Linked DNA regions of Homo sapiens: all the other regions are linked to region 1. A link is an interaction called in ENCODE POLR2A ChIA-PET data of the cell type or tissue named here. Cell type or tissue: IMR-90. All regions are shown on one strand. Links, peaks and the distances in the headings refer to the core of each region. The heading gives the core; the rest is flanking DNA.

The links. ChIA-PET counts read pairs that join two places held together with the same protein. Peaks named below come from ENCODE experiments on the same cell type or tissue, not always from the same donor. Only the 100,000 strongest peaks of a DNase experiment are listed, where the experiment ranks them.
Region 2: POLR2A ChIA-PET joins it to region 1 with 5 read pairs; 3 of 35 experiments call an interaction of 5 or more read pairs at or near these places.
Region 3: POLR2A ChIA-PET joins it to region 1 with 11 read pairs; 1 of 35 experiments calls an interaction of 5 or more read pairs at or near these places.

What each region holds. Positions count from the first base shown.
Region 1 is chr9:111,031,514-111,037,274 of GRCh38, forward strand. LPAR1 (lysophosphatidic acid receptor 1) reads right to left here. Exons shown (of 6, transcript NM_001351411.2): 2 at 4,609-4,688. It overlaps LOC124902248 (a long non-coding RNA gene), which reads left to right and starts at 5,415. Exons shown (of 2, transcript XR_007061732.1): 1 at 5,415-5,761. In IMR-90, for the core only: a CTCF peak has its summit at 5,138; DNase peaks (open chromatin) are centred at 2,818 and 5,148; H3K4me3 peaks cover 1,732 bases; H3K27ac peaks cover 3,160 bases.
Region 2 is chr9:110,982,611-110,988,371 of GRCh38, forward strand. All of the region lies in intron 2 of LPAR1 (lysophosphatidic acid receptor 1), which reads right to left. Among named protein-coding and RNA genes, the nearest start is that of LPAR1, 53 kb to the right of the region's middle. In IMR-90, for the core only: no CTCF peak of the experiment used is centred there; no DNase peak of the experiment used is centred there.
Region 3 is chr9:110,800,146-110,805,906 of GRCh38, forward strand. It overlaps MUSK (muscle associated receptor tyrosine kinase), which reads left to right. Exons shown (of 15, transcript NM_005592.4): 15 at 161-5,761. The coding sequence ends at 843. Among named protein-coding and RNA genes, the nearest start is that of MUSK, 130 kb to the left of the region's middle. In IMR-90, for the core only: no CTCF peak of the experiment used is centred there; a DNase peak (open chromatin) is centred at 2,416; H3K27ac peaks cover 2,629 bases.

The sequences.
Region 1 (5,761 bases), core at 473-5,472:
AGTGGGAGAATAGCTTGAGCCCAGGAGGTCAAAGCTGCCGTGAGCCAGGATTATGCCACTGCACTCCAAGACCCTATCTCAAATAAATAAAAAATAAGTCTGACTTTCTACAGGCACTAGGTTTGAATTATTCTAGAAAGCAAACTATATACTGAGCAAAGAATCTCAAACACAAGTTGGGTTAAAAGTAAGAATAGGGAAAATGAGATGGAAGCAAGGCAGGGCTACAGATAAAACACAGCTATGTCTATCTCTAGACTTTAAAACAGATAAATCCTAGCAAAATATTTCAAGCATATAAAATGAAAAGGAGATTACCGGGCTCTGTGGTCTCCTTCCTTAAAAGGGAAAGGCCAACTCACCTCAAAGTATTGAGACTACCTTGGAGAAAATGTTCCTAAAATGGAAGAATAACAAGATACATATGCCTGAGTTTGAAGGCATTCTAAAAGAACTTCTCTTACTAATGTCATATGATAGAGGGCAAGCTCCATGAGAGAAGGGGTCTGTCCACATCTTGTTTCCTGCAGTGCTATCTTCCCAGTACAGGGTGGGTACAAATGCCTACTGAATATGGAAGAAAGAGTAATATAAAGGATTAAGGAACACATAGTAAATGAAAACTAGAATTACCAACCAGATATCAGTTCTTATTCTTATTTTCCAGATGTAAAAAGAGAGGCACTTTGACCTACCCAGGAGTAGCGAAACTGGAGATAGAAAGCCTCTTGATCCCTTTTTTACCTCTTCTAGGCTTGGTTTATCTCCCAGGATCCTTCCAGATCCTAACCTTCCAGGAGCATTCCCTGACCTCCACCACCTCACCGCTGAGGGTCAAGTGCCCCCGCTTGGTGCTCCCGCAAAGTCTTCTCTCTCATAACACTTGTTACACTGAATTGTAATTATCTGTTAATCGTGTGTAAGCTCCTCCTGGAGGGTGGGAATCCTGCCTTATTCACACTCACCCCTAGTAAAACTAGCACAAAGCCTGGTATATAGCAGGCAGTCAGTTAAGTGCTCCTGAGATGGGGGGAAAAAAAGTTTCCTCTGCCCCTGAACCATTTCTCCCTCCAAAGACCCAGGAATATCCTTCAATTAGAGCAGAATTTCAGAATCAGGGCAGTTAAGGGTTGGTCAAAGAGAACCACCTAGGCATAGGGGAAGAAAATTTAGTAGAACAGATCGATATAAAGTCTAATCTAGAGCATTGTTTAGACACATAAGTTAATGAATATAGGGAAACTTGCTATAACAGGAATGGTTCACAGTAGCAATCTCAGCATAGCAAATCCTAAACTCTAAGAGACATAGCACACATAATGGCCATAATGAACAAAATTTCCTTCAACCAACAGCTGGAAATCCCACCCATGGCCAGGTATTATTAGTCAAAATTTTTTCTTTTAGAGAAAAATGCTGGTTTTGAAAACATTTTCCTTTATTTTCATAATACAACAAACACAGCTTGCCCTGCCTCATGCAGGCTTATTGCACGTTTGTTTTAGCACTGGACTAAAGTTAAGGGTCTGCCCTGTCATTATATCACTTTTTTAAAACAGTATCACAAAAATAAAATAAATTATAACCTAAATCCATGAATGTAGTAAAATAGTTCTCTTTCATTTCTGGAAAAAAATAATTACAATTTTACATGGACTTCAGGGTTAAAGTTTCTATAGCACTGATTAGATGACAGGGACATGCAAGTATTAAGACAATATTCTTTGGCCCAGCCCCACAAGTTGATAATACAACAACAACACTACTTTGAAATCATACTAACCTGCTAAAAAATGCCAAAGAGTTTAAATAAAATCATCACCACCACCATGCCACCCCTCCTCCTCTCCTACCAAAAATGTATCCTAAAATAAAGTATACTAACCTTGGGCTTCTCCAACTTAATTAACTTAATTTATTAAACATGCCAAACATAAGTTCCCTTGCAGAAGATAAAACAAACTGCTGGGAAGATCATTCATTAAATTGAATTCACAAGGTAATTGAAAGAAATTCAGCCACCTTCTTTTTCTTTTTCTTTTTCTTAAGTTTTTTGAGATGGAGTCTCACTCTGTCTGCCCAGGCTGGAGTGCAATGGCACAATCTTGGCTCACTGCAACCTCTCCCTCCTGGGTTCAAGTGATTCTTCTGCCTCAGCCTCCTGAGTAGCTGGGATTACAGGCGCCCAGCATCACACCTGGCTAATTTTTTGTATTTTTAGTAGAGACAGGGTTTCACCATGTTAGCCAGGCTGGTCTCAAACTCTTGACCTCAGGTGATCCACCCGCCTCAGCCTCCCAAAGTGCTGGGATTACAGGCATGAGCCGCCGTGCCCAGCCTCTTCTTTTTCCTGTCTGTCTCCTGGGTACCCTAGCATCTCCAGATTCAACAGCAATTCAAAGACATCCAAGTCAGTTCCACCTCTGACATGCAACTGAAAACCAGTGTATATCCTCCTGTGACACAGAGGTACTGGGGAGCAAGTGTGAACCTATAAAGCTCCTGAATACCTCTCCCAAATGGATCCCACAGAGTGAAGATAATGAGTTAAATGCTTTAGCTCTAGGGATTTAAAATATATAGAAAGCAAGTTACTTCTACTGGAAGTTAAACTTAAAGAATTCTCATGGTTATGTCATCTCTCACTGCAGTACCGAGTGTGCTACTTGGCTTCCCTCTCTCCTTCCATCTACTGCCTTGCCCTATCATTTACAGAGGCATTAATGCCGGTTTCAAACTAATAATAATTCTTTTTCTTCTGTGCTGCAAATACCCAATCACTGTGGTTAAATACCATGTATAACATAAACAGGGTCAAGAATGCCAGCTGCCAGAAGAGTCATGTTTAAATTAGCATTAACCAGCAAGCCCTTCCCTAAACAAAAAAGAGAGGGGAAAAAAAATGTTTTCTTGGACAGCTCTGTGCCTGCAGAATGACTTCAACCCCACATGTTCAAAAGGCTCCACAAGGTCCAGCTATAACACAATAGCATCATTAATTTTTACTAAATTAAATTTCTCAAAAGTATAAAGCACTATCAATTTGCGGAGAGTAGGGAGGAAGAAACTACTTATTAGTTTATTCTACAACCTTTATATAATTTGAGTAAACAGGCAATAGTGTCTTAAAACGTAGCAGCCATAAGTTACACGGATTGTAATGGAATAAAAGCCCAGTCCTCCATCCATCATCGCACCCCTCACTCTGCCCCAATATGTGTTACTCAGTGTCTTTCCACATCTTGAGGTTATGTAATACTTCCTCCTTGCCTCCCTATCCCCATGTAGCATAACTCCTTAAAATAACATCAGAGGTCCCCCACAATTTGTCCCTTCGTAACTTTCCAGCCTTCATCACCCCACACTCTCACTTTGTCTTCATTCCCCCACCATTCATCTTTTAAAAGATATGTTATTCTTCAAGCCACATTTATAAATTCGTCCCCTGAATCAAAACGTAATTCTCCATTCCCTGGCATGCCAAAGTTCTTGGACTCTACAGCTACCACCCAGTTACACAACACTGCATATACATATTCGGTATGAACCGTGAGGCTCACTGCATCTTTCCCCCCTGTGTTGCAGTTCTTTCTGGAGCTTCCTTTTCACCATCCTTGCATCTACCACATGGAAGGAATTCAATAATTGTTTGCTGAAATAGAATTACCTCCTTTTCTCTCAACTTTCTAAGACATCCATAATAGTTTTCCCTAAGATTTTTTTTTTTAAGAGACAGAGTCTCTCTGTCACCCAGGCTGTAGTGCAATGGCACAATCACAGCTCACTGCAGCCTTGAATCCTGGGCTGAAGCCATCCTCCCTCCTCCGCCTCCCAAGTAGCTGAGACTACACGCACATGCCACCATACCCAGCTAATGTTTCTATTTTTTTTATAGAGACAGAGTCTCACTATGTTGCCCAGGTTGGTCTCAAACTCCTGGCTTCAAGCGATCGTCCTGCCTCAGCCTCCCAAAGTGTTGAGATTACAGGCATAAGCCACCACACCTGGCCCGGGATATTTAAATAAGAGGGTAACATGATATGTAAAAATAAGAAACCAAACAGTAGTATGATGCTGACTTAAGGCCAGAGAAGACTATTGGACTTTAAACCAAGAGCTTATGTTTAAGTTTTTATTACATCACAGTTCAGCTTTTACAATAAATAATGTTCCTCAAGGGTGTAGGCATATTGATACCAAAACATCAAAGAAAAGGAAGACAGGCCACACATCAAACACAGACATTAAAATCTTGACCTCAAACTAAATTCTGAAAGTTCTGTTATCTGCTGAATACTTGGAGCTTCCCAGTGAAAATGATACAGTGTATTCTGCCCAGATTGCAACTTTCCATACTAAGCATTTGAAATGATTCTTGGCCCTAAATATCACTTACTTCAGACTGAATGTCACTGTGTATCAAAAACACTGAGCAAGTGAGATTTTTATTCTTTGAACGTTCCAGTAGGTCACTAATGGAATAGATTCAGTAAAACCTTGCAGCCTACGGTATAATTTGAAACAACAAAAAAATCAAATCACTTTTTGGAAAATATTAGGTTTGAACAAAAATAGAAGTTTCGAAAGGGCTGCCACTTACATTCTTACCTCTGTTAGTTCTTTCCCATCACTCACAGGGAGACTGAAATCCATGCTGAGTGCCCACAGACCTGGGCAGGAGCTGTTCCCTTGAGAGACAATGATGCAAATGAGTCAAGTGATGCCTAGTAGAAGTCAGACTGCAAGGATCACCTTGACCTCACCCTAGTGCATTAGCTAAGCAAACTCACAAGCTTTAAATAATAAAGGTAACAAGAGATTGATCTGAGGTGGGGGAAGTATTATTGAGTCCCTTGAGGAAAGGAAAAAAAAAAAAAAAAGAGGAAATGAGCTCCCAGCTCAAGAATTTTTCTCCTCCAAGCATCCTCTGTTGCTTGTTTTCTTCCATCTTCCTGGCCCTCTGGACCTCTCACTTCCCCCTCCTACCTTTTCCTACTGCTCTAACACAATAAGATAACCTCCCACCGGTTTCTCGCTATTTGGGAAGCTGGAAGGAACAGCAACGATCACCAACCCCTTCCATTTTCCGGATGGGGAGACGGAGACCAGGATCTGAGCTGACCCGACTGGCTGAGGTCGCGCCGCTAGGGGACGTGGTGTACCTTGCGGGCTCGGATGATGACAACCCAGCCTTCCCTCCTCGCTCCTCGCCCGTGCCTTCCTGCCTCAAGCTACCTCCTTCTCTTGCCACTTGGTGTTTTTATCCTCAAATCAGACAAGTATCAAGAAAAAAATGCAACCTTAATATACTTACAATGCTGATTATTATTCATAATTTTGCATTTGGGGCAATTATACTCGCTCCTACTGGGATATGGAAATCAAGGGCAGAAAGAACTAGGTGACATTCTACCTCCCTGTGTATTTTAATGATGTTTAGTTTGGTTCAAATAACCATACCTCTAAAATACACCCTTTTTCCTTGGGACCCACTCTTCTATCCGGCAAGGGAATAACTTCTTAAAAAACTTCGCATTTTCCAAGTGTACAGTCTCCCCTTAACCAGAACTGCAGACTCTGAATCACAGACCTCTGGCTTACCAATTATGCTTAGCTGAGCAAACACACTTATGCAAATACGTGAAAAACAAACTGTTAGAGCCTGAAGGAATAGAGGATTTCGCTGTGATCATCAATATGTGATCATCACATTTTCAATATTTATGTTTACCAATATCTATCTAACCCCATAGGAAACGAC
Region 2 (5,761 bases), core at 450-5,449, 49 kb before region 1:
AACTTAAAGTATAATAATAAAAAATAAAAATAAAAAAATTTAAAAAGAAATTATGGATATAAATCGCAGGACATAAAGATTCAACATAATCGGCATACTTGACAAAAATAAGTGGAACAGAAGTTACTTAGCAATAAAAGTAAACTTTCCTAACTCCTACAACTCAAAATCAAAAACAACAAACCAACAAACAACTTAAAAATTGGGCAAAAGACTTGAGTAGACACTTCTACAAAAATGTATATACACATACACACACACACACACACACACACACACACACACACGGCCAAACATGAAGAGATGCTCAACATCACTAATCATCAGTAAAATGCAAATGCAAATCAAAATAGTAAGATAACATCTGACACCCATTAAGATAGCCATTATCAAAAAAAGAAAAGAAGTATTAGCAAGGATGTGAACAAACTGGAACCCAGCACTGCTGGTGGGACCAAAAATGGTACAATCACTATGGAAAACAGTATAGAGGTTCCTCAAAAAAATTAAAATAGGATTACCATATGATTTAGCAATCCCACCTCTGGGTATATATCCAAAATAACTGTTAATGATCTTTCAAAGAGATATTTGTATACCCATGTTTGTAGCAGCACTATCTACAAGAGCCAAGAGGTAGAAGCAACCCAAGTTTTCAACAACAGATGAACAGACATAAACTAAATTGGTATATACATACAATGGCTTATCATCCAGCCTTCAAAAGGATATTCTGGCATATGCTATGACATGGATGAACCCTGAAGACATTATGCTAAGTGAAATAAGCCAGTCAAAAAAGGACAAATACTCCACATATATAAGGTAGCTAATAGTCAAATTAATAGAGACAAAGTACAGTAGTACTTGCCAGGGACTGGGGGAGAGGGATGAATGAGAAATTGCTGTGTAATGGGTACGGGGTTTCAGTTTTACAAGACGAAAAGAGTTCTGGAGATTGGTTGCACAACAGTCTGAATATACTTAACACTACTGAACTGTACATTTAAATGGTTAAGAGGGTAAATTTTATGTTATGTGTATTTTACCATAATTTAAAAAAGTGTGACAAATTCCAGGAAAACTATGAAGTAAATGATAAGTGCAAAACAGGTTTAAGTTAATAAGCTTTAAAAATTAAAAGAAATCCCATTAAAAAAATCAAATGGGGAAAATAAATCAAATCATAATGGGAAAAAAATGGGCTGGACACAGCCATTAACCTCACCCCAACAAATAAGATGAAGGAATAAATTTCAAGATTTTGTCAGAAATATGGAACGACTCAAAAATTCTACAGCCAATCAAGCCTTTGTTTACCTGCAATAACAAAAACAAGCCACTTTTAATATTTTTATTTTTAATTTTTGTGGGTACATAGTAGGTGTATATATTTGTGGGGTATATGGGATATTCTGATGCAGGCATGCAATATGTAATAGTCACATCATGGTAAATGGGTACGCATCACCTCAAGCACTTATCCTTTCTTTGTGTTACAAACAATCCAATAATCCAACTATACTCTTTTAACTATTATAAAATGTACAATAAATTTACCCTGTTATGCTACCAAATACTAGATCTTATTCATTCTATTTAACTATATTTCTGTACCCATTAACCAACCCACCTTCCTAGCCCCTCGTAACTATCCTTCTATTCTCTGTCTCCATATGTTCAATTAATTTTTTTAGTTCCTACAAATAAGAACATGCAAAGTTTATCTGTGACTAGCTTACTTCACTTAACACAGTGACCTCCAGTTCCATCCATGTTGTTGCAAATGACAAGATCTTATTCCTTTTCTGGCTGAATAATACTCCATTGTGTATAAGTACCACATTTTCTTTATCCATTTTTCTGTTAATGGACACTTAGGCTGCTTCCAAATCTTGGCTATTGTGAACAGTGCTGCAATAAACATGAGAGTGAAGATACCTCTTCAATATGCTGATTTTCTTTCTTTTGGGTATATACTTAGCAGTGAGATTGCTGGATCATATGGTATAATTAAGATATATTTCTCCCTGAAAAATTTGTTCAAACACATAATACAACTACTCATATGACAAATCAAAATAATGTGCTCAGGAAACCTTTGGCAAGAGCAGCTTGTCAATCCAGATAAGCACAGAATACCTGTGATAGTAACGGTGACAAAAAAAAAAGAATGCAGTTTTAACTAATAGGAAAAAAAAAAAGCTATACAGTTGAAATACGTGTAACTAATAAGCTAAGATGAAAACTCCAGAAAATCACAAGAAAAAGGAGAACATTCTTCACCTTTTGAGAAAGGAGCCAATCAATACTGTTTCATTTCTAAAGTTGATAAAATCAGAATTTCCGTTTTAAAGAATCAAAAAGAAAAAGGAAAGGGGAAAACAGGATGACAGAGACATGGCCATGCTAAACTTTTTATCTGGGTTACTTATCCCTACCACTGACTCTACCCCCTTCACTGACAGTGAAGCAAATGGTTCAGCTGGGATGAAGGAGGCTATGGGTTCATTTGCTTCACATGCAGATTCAGAACAAAGAAATCAGAAATGCATTTGAGAAACCAAATGACTACCTTATGTTTTGTTTTAAAATACCATCGCCACCTGTGGCTACAGGCTGCTTTCCTCTCTCTGTGGCTACTTTCCTCTCTTCCTCAAAGTGTCAGCCCTAAGATCTTGCTTCAGTGTACTCACAGGATACAATATATTTCATGTTCATAAATCCTTTTCCACAAATAAGATCAGTCTTTTCATTTGCTTCTCCAGCTTTTCAATTAGATCTTTTATTTTCAAATTGGTCTAAAAGTCTATCATTTTTTCTACAGGGCACAGAGCTAACGCATTCCAAGGAAGAAATACAACTAGCCCATCCTGCGCACACTGACTGCAGAGAGAGAAACACAATTAACACAATTGCGCCTTTTTACATGTATTTTATCAGGTCATGATGGGCCAGGTCAGGTATTCTAGAAGCTGGAGAAACTGGCCAAAACTTATATAAGTAAACACTGTCTTAATTTCAAAGACTGTATTCCCAGCTGTATAGTTTTCACTTTAGAAGTGGTCCTGATGGAGAGGAATGCTATCCTGACACTTACCAAAATAACCAAGAATTGTAAAATTCAAATTATGGAGATTACTATCTTAGAATAAGTGTCACTATGAAGGCAAAGGATATATTGGCCAAACTGTTTAGCCTCAAGGTCAAGCTAGTTTGTGTTACAATGCTTAGAAAATGGGAGAAAATCTCTACTTAGAAGTAGTAAATCAGGAAAGGCCTGGAACTACAGATTTCTGAGTTGGAGAAAATTGAGCTCAAGGGAGTGTGATCACTCATGAAGACAGAGAGCAAGAAGAGAAGGAATGAGATCTACATTTTAAGGGGAAATGAGGAGGATTCCACAAAGAAGACTGAAAAAAATCCTCTTGAAAAGTAGAACTCTACTCTGGGTAAGAGACAGACTTCATTCTGCCCTGTTTCTTTCCAGAGTCATCTAAACTCTTGATCTTCTTTGTGTGTGCATGCCATGACCCTCAGCCATTTGCATAGGGACCTAGAGCAATGCAGATATAAATTTGAATTAGGATTTCCACTTACAGGAGAAGCACCCTATAGGGTGGATACATTTCTACTGAGGGCGCCACTGTGCCAAGCTGGGGTGTTTTCAGTCCGTAGTTTTCAGAACAAGGACAATTACAACCTCTATAACCAAGCTTCGGGCAGGCTAGACTCTTCCAACCACAGATGAGTCTTGAAAAATATTTCATTCTAAGAGTAAGTGCATGTTTCTAACATGAGAAGTAATTTTCAGCCAAGTATGGTGGCTCATGCCTGTAATTCCAGCACTTTGAGAGGCCAAGGCCGGAGGATTGCTTGAGCCCAGGAGTTTGAGACCAGCCAGGGCAATATAGTGAAACTCTGTCTCCACAAAAATTAAAAATAAAACAAAAATTTAAAAAGTTAACTATTCTAAAAAAAAAAAGTAATTCCCAAATGGCCTAAAATAGAAGGAATGTGAATATATGAAGTGAAGGGAAGAAAATTAGGGAAGAAAAGAGACCAATGGGGGTGGAAACAAAGTGTCGAAATAGCTAGTCAGAATATAGAAGTCTGTGGCTGTGGTAAGTAAAGTGATTCAGCCCTGAATAACAGTGTTCAACAGCAGAGAGTTCTCTTAACAGAGACATCTTCCATTATTTAAGGTTTCAAGTAGCTTAAAATTCAAGCACCTTTGGGAGAATGAATCAAAATCAATACTGAGTGCTTGAATGATTGTGATTTAAAACTGCCTCAACATAAGAAAGTTATCCTTGAAAGATGGTTTTCTGATGTGTTTGTATACAAAGTAGGAAAATAGGCGCTCAAATGTATTTCTGGTATAGGTGAAACTGTTGTAACCTTTCTGGAATGCTAATATTAGGGAAATGTGTGTATATGCATGGTTTCCATCAAGATCCTAAAAAGTGTGCTGAATCAGAAGGCATGTAACTCCACCACTAGGAATTTATACTATGGGAAAAATATAAAGGACAAAGAATTTGCTACAAGGATGCTTAATGCAATATCATGTATGATAGGATAATTTTAGGAACAATGTAAGCATCCAGTAATACAGTACTTGGCAACCTTGTTATTAAAACTACATTTACATGCAATTCAACTATTATATATCTATTCAATTATTATGTTTATTCTATATAATATATTGCATATATAATAGGTATTATATTCAATTGTATAATACATATGTTTATATAATATATATGTTTATATAATATTTCAACTCCCAATAATTTCATCTCCAGTGCCACCAATAACACTCCCTACTCCCTGGCCCCCTACTCACGAAATTATTCTTTAAAAACTTCAGTCTCCAAATTTGGGGGGAGACTGATTTGAGTAATAAAACTCCAGTCACCCATTCAGCTGGCTCTACATGAATTAAACTCTTTCGCTATTGCAAGTCTCCTGTCTTGATAAATCAGTTCCACCTGGGGAGTAGGTAAGGAGAACCCATTGGGCAGTTACACCACAGACAGCCCTGTGGAACCTACATGTATATATATATATATATATAAAGTTGGCCCTCCATACCTGTGGGGTTCGCATACCATGAATACTATATTTCTGATCTGCATTTGGTTGGAAAAAAATATGCATATAAATGGATCTGCATTGTTCGTGGGTCAACTGTACACGTAACTGGAGTCCCCAAAGCAAAAAGGGAGAGTGAAAAAACAAGGCTAAAAATAAACACTATAAACCCACAGACTCAACAAGCTCAATGAAGCATGAGCACAGGAAACAAAGAAAAATGCACAATCAAATTTACAAAACCATAACAATAAAATCTTTAAAGTTACTGGATTAAAGAAAAAAAAAGACACCTAGAGAGGAACAAGGATAAGAATGACAGCAGATTTCTCATCAGAAACAATCCAAGCAAAAAGACAGGTGATCAACATCTTTAAAATAATGGGAAGTGGGGGAACTATCAATCTAGAACTTTATACACATTAAAAAATGTTCAGAGGTGAAAGTAAAATAAAAACATTTTCAAACATACAAAAGGTGAAAGAATTCATCATAAGCAGACGTTGGACCATAAGAAATGTTAAAAAGAAGTTCATCAGACAGAAAGAAAATTATACCACATGAAAATATGGATCCTCATAAAGAAATGAAGGATACCAAAAATATTAATAGTAATAACATGGATAAATATAAAAACCATTTTATTATATAAGTATCTGAAAAA
Region 3 (5,761 bases), core at 250-5,249, 230 kb before region 1:
TTGTGATTAAAAGGATACAAATATTAAAAAACAAACATACGACAACAACAACAAAAAACAGGGCTTCATATGTTCTGACATGGTCGTTTGCTTTTGGAGTGCTCTTTCCATTGTTTCATTGTAGAAACTGAGACTAACAGGGATGGTCTTTTGGTTCCAGGAGTGTGTGCTGTCGGGAAGCCAATGTGCCTGCTCTTTGAATACATGGCCTATGGTGACCTCAATGAGTTCCTCCGCAGCATGTCCCCTCACACCGTGTGCAGCCTCAGTCACAGTGACTTGTCTATGAGGGCTCAGGTCTCCAGCCCTGGGCCCCCACCCCTCTCCTGTGCTGAGCAGCTTTGCATTGCCAGGCAGGTGGCAGCTGGCATGGCTTACCTCTCAGAACGTAAGTTTGTTCACCGAGATTTAGCCACCAGGAACTGCCTGGTGGGCGAGAACATGGTGGTGAAAATTGCCGACTTTGGCCTCTCCAGGAACATCTACTCAGCAGACTACTACAAAGCTAATGAAAACGACGCTATCCCTATCCGTTGGATGCCACCAGAGTCCATTTTTTATAACCGCTACACTACAGAGTCTGATGTGTGGGCCTATGGCGTGGTCCTCTGGGAGATCTTCTCCTATGGCCTGCAGCCCTACTATGGGATGGCCCATGAGGAGGTCATTTACTACGTGCGAGATGGCAACATCCTCTCCTGCCCTGAGAACTGCCCCGTGGAGCTGTACAATCTCATGCGTCTATGTTGGAGCAAGCTGCCTGCAGACAGACCCAGTTTCACCAGTATTCACCGAATTCTGGAACGCATGTGTGAGAGGGCAGAGGGAACTGTGAGTGTCTAAGGTTGAAGACGTTCAAATAAAATGCTGCAGTTTCCTCTCAGACTCTGTGAGCCAGGGGAATCCTACACCAGAGGCCCAACAAGACCCACATAGGAAAGAGTAAGAGTAAACATGAGTAGTGTGTTGTTTGCTTCCCAGGGAGAGCAAAGACAGTGCAAAACCCATGTGGTAGACGGACCCATTGAAAGCCAGTGATTGGAAACACAGGCTAGGAAATGTGTCAGATAATGGAGACAACTATTCTTCTTCATGAAGGTTTGTAATACACACTGCACAGGGAAGAATGTCATCCTGTTCAGTTTCCAAAGTAGCTGGTCACAGAGTAAAGCTCTGCTGTATTAAATTTTAATATGAAATGGGATTCAGAGCTTCATTTTTTAATTGAGTTAATTCCTGTCCATTGTGAAAGTAGCTTAATCGTCATGTAAGACACTTAGGTGAAGTACAGAAAACTAAAAAGAAGGAAAAGCCACTCATTCTGTCTCCCCCCAAAGACGAGTCTTAGTGTTTTATTAAATCTTTCTTGCATTTAATGCATAATTTTATATTTGTTTGTATTCTGCAGAGTTGTGGTTACATTTTATTGATAGAGGGTTTCTAAGGAATGAAACAGCAAATCAGCAAGCCTGTAACTCTGAGTTCCCTTTTCTGTCCTGTGCCCCTCCTTTTTTCCTTTCTGTGCATTTGTCATGAATTAAGTCTGCTTATTTTATTCCTCCAGTTTTCTTGAAACAAGTTTTTGTATCTTACTGATTTACCTTTTCCTTTAAAAATTGTATTGGTATCTTTTCCATTGCTTTAATCTTTATTTCTTCTTCTTTCCAGGACTTCTGTCCTTTTTTAGTTATTAAGCTATTTTTTTCTTTTATTTCATTCATGTAATAAACACTCTGGCAGAAATAATAACATTTTAAATACCATTGTAGATTGATATGTATATGCCTTTTGCAAAGTATTACTATTTTTCCTGCATTTGCCTTTGAAGCCACACATTTCAACATTCTCACCTATTAATATTATTACTAGAGTCTATTTAAATCTCTTAAACCATAATTTATAATATGAGATTTCACAAGATACACTTGTGGCTCTGAGTTATTTCAAAACTGATATTTCTGTGCATTCTGACATTTTATTCCTTTTAGAAACAAATTCAGTTGGCTGTAGAATTAATATCGTTCTGCTTAACAACTTTGTGCATGACATATTAACTGATTTTGTTGTATTTCATGATTTAAAAAAAAAAGCAGCAGCTCTGGAACTCAGATTCCTGGGGGTTCAGATTTTTTCTCAGTGGATCCTCACACAATACATCTTTATCTAAGTCCATACATGATCTGAGTTTATTTCTGATATAGCAGGAACCCAAATTCTCCTGAAAACGAACAGGGAAGAGAAAATAACAGTCTACTCTATACCAGCTTATCTTAATTCAGACTAATTGGTAGTTAGGGCATTGGAGGAATGGTGTGAATTCTTGAAAGTAGATTTTCGCTGTCTGCTGGAAAACTCTGCCTGAAATCCCCAAATCTGCCTCATGTAACAGCTTGACATCTTTGGTGGGAAACCTGCCATTTCTTATTCATAGTGTCTCCAGGCAACCAAGACAAAAATGTAGAAATTTTCCTAGACTTTGCCCTCTCTTTCATCATCAGTTTTCTATTAGTTTTACTTCCTAAAATCCTCCTGCTGACATCCTCTTCCCTTCAACCCAAGAGCCAATGACTCAACCTCTACCGTTGCCCACCCTGTCTATTAGCTGGCCTTCCTCTCATTTCAGACCTGAACAGATTCTGTAGGATACAACGACAGTAAGGCGGTCCTTAGTCACAGTTCTGGTTCATAAATAGCGAGGTCAGCATTTAGGACTGAGACCTAAAGAAGTGCTTCAGATAAAAATCATGAGTCTAAGTCCAAAATTGATACTGTAATCCAAATGACTGAATAAAGAATAAAGTTGCAGCGTGTGTCTAAAGCAGAAAGTCAAGATGCCAACAAAGCAGAAAAGTTGGAGAGGGCCACCAGCAAGTCTAGAACTTGAGCATAGATATCCATGGCTTATTTTAGATGGTTCATGTATGCTCTGCAAAATTCAAAGACAGCTTCGGGCTTTCTCCGCTGATAAAGTTTTGTTGTAAAAGACAGACATAGAAGTCAGGCTGACAGAAAATAGAGTAACAGTAATCATAAAAATTATAATATCAGCTAGCATTTATTGAAATCTTACCATGTGTATTCTGAGGCCTTTAAATATATGAACTTAAACCTCACAACATCCCTGTAATGTTGGTACTATCATTATATACATTTTAGTTTTGCTTTGTTTTGTTTTGTTTTTGAGACGGAGTCTCGCTCTGTCGCCCAGGCTGGAGTGCAGTGGCACGATCTTGGCTCACTGCAAGCTCAGCCTCCAACAGTCACAGAGAGATTGTGCAACTGGCCCGAGTGCACACAGCAACAGAGCCTACTTTTTGACCAAAAGAGGCCGAATTCTCAACCACTATACTGTAGAGCCTCTGTACATGATAGAAGCAATAACTGAACCTCAGTAACTCTGTGGAAGTGATTTGTAATTTGCATGTCGTTTCAAGCACACTCTATATCTATATTTTATTCTATTAACTTCCTAAGTCTTTTTAATGAATAGCAAAAAAAGTATATTTCAGCATTATCAATTTAAGTTAATCATAACATCTAATAGGTGACATGTTTATTTTTTCATGAGTTCTAATTACATTTTCAAGTTAAGATCACTGACTTATTCCCTAAGTGCTCGATCTAATGTTCTGAATCACAGGAGTATAGATGCATTATTCACCAATATTGTTTACTTTTTTAAATAAGATTTTTTTTCATGGTAGAATCATCATATACATTCAAAAAGGTAGACAAAAGAGAGACACTCACAGTGTCACTGTTACCAAGTGCCAGGACAGATATCAGTAAGGCACCAGCAGTCATTTTTAGTGATCAAATACCAAACATGGTAAGATACCAGAGTATTTTTCACATGACACCCAAAAACATATTCTCTGCTATCGTGGTAGAGCAGAAAAAGAACACTTTCTTTTCATTTTACAGTATATTACGAACCTGTTCCACGTCATTAAATATTCTTCTAAAAACCCAATTTTGGAATAATATTCTATTTTATTCATATACTGTAATTTAGCTAATCAATCTTGTATTTTTGAACATTTAGGTTTTTTCCAATTTTTATCATTATAAAAAATGCTGTAATTAACATCCTTATTTGTTCATGTCCACATTTCTTTTTATGAAAATTCAGAGAAAGGAAATGTCTGGACCAAATGGCATGTACAATATTAACACTTCTGTTATGTGGTTTCATATTCTGCAGAAATATTACTGCCACTTCTACATTGTACAAGAGATCTCATAGCCCTAAACATTTGCTTTCATAGATAATTTTCTGTTTTTTAGAAATCTTTTGTCTCTTTGGTTATAGAAAAAGAGAACCTCTTTTTAATTTTATTTTTTAAATTACTAGTCAGGTTGAATGTTTCTTGTTCCTAGGTCATTAACAGTTTTTATTTTGGCAATTGTCTACAGCCCATTTTTCTGCTGTGTTCATTTTCTAATCGAATTATGGGATTTATCTTGTAAAAAGCCTATTAAGCCTTTTTCATACTTTACACAAGAGATCACATCTACTTACTTTACCTTAAAATAACATTTACTTATTTTCTTATAAAAGTAATATATTATGTTTGAAAAGAAAAATAATATGCAATAATATACAATAATATGTATAATCATAATAGACAATAATAAAAATGAAAAAACACCAACCAGAGGTAATTAACATTAACATCATAATATTCTTCCAGGCTTTTTCAGATAGACAGGTAGGTAAGTAGGTTGGTAGGTAAATAGATAGATAGATGATACATAGAGAGAGATAGATAGATAATTTAAACAAAAATAAGATCATACTGCTACATTACTTCAAGCCTTGCTTTTATCACTTAATATATCTTAAACATCTTCTACATGAACAAGTATTCATGTGCAACATTAATTTTGATGGTTGAATAGTATTATACAGATTTATCGTAATTGACATAACTATTCTACTGTTAGACATTTGGTTTATTTCTATTTTTCCATTATAAAATGTAATGTTTGGATCATCCTGTTGCTAAATTTTGTAAGCATTTATCTTAAGTGATTTCTTTAGCTATAACTCCTAGAAGTGAAATTTCTAGATTAAAGGATAAATGCACTTTTAATACTTTTTAAATATATTAAAAAATTACCTTCCTGAATTATTTTATTAACATGTACCTCTCCTAGTCAGATAAGACAGCCCATTTATTTCAGTCTCACCAATACTGAGTATAGCATTTTAATCATTGCCAATATAATAGCTAATAGCTTAAAGTTATTTCATAGCTTATATTTACACTTCTTTAAATACTAATAAAATTGAACATTGTTTAATGTTTTGAGGATACTTGATTGGTGATTTGCCTCCTACTATTATTTTTCTACTGGGTATATCTTTTTCTTGTTGCTTTGTAAGAGCACTTTATATATTAAGGAGTTAAATTTTGTGATATATGTTTCAACTACTTTTATCATGTTAAAAATATAGACTTCTATTTGTCTTTTATTGTAGGTTTTATCAATCAGAAAAGAATGTTGACTTTTCCGTCCATTCAGATGATTGTGGCTTTTTTCCCTAATGGATTTGTTAATATGTTCAATTGTATGAATTTATTTCCTAATGTAGCGATATCCTTGTCTTCTAGGAATAAACTTTTTGGGCGAATCATATCAATCTTCTACTTAACTACCAAATTAATTTACATATATTTGCATCAATATTAAGTTCATAAAATTAAAAGTTTATCATTTTCATCTCTGTTAGAGTTTTGTATTGGCATTAGCATTT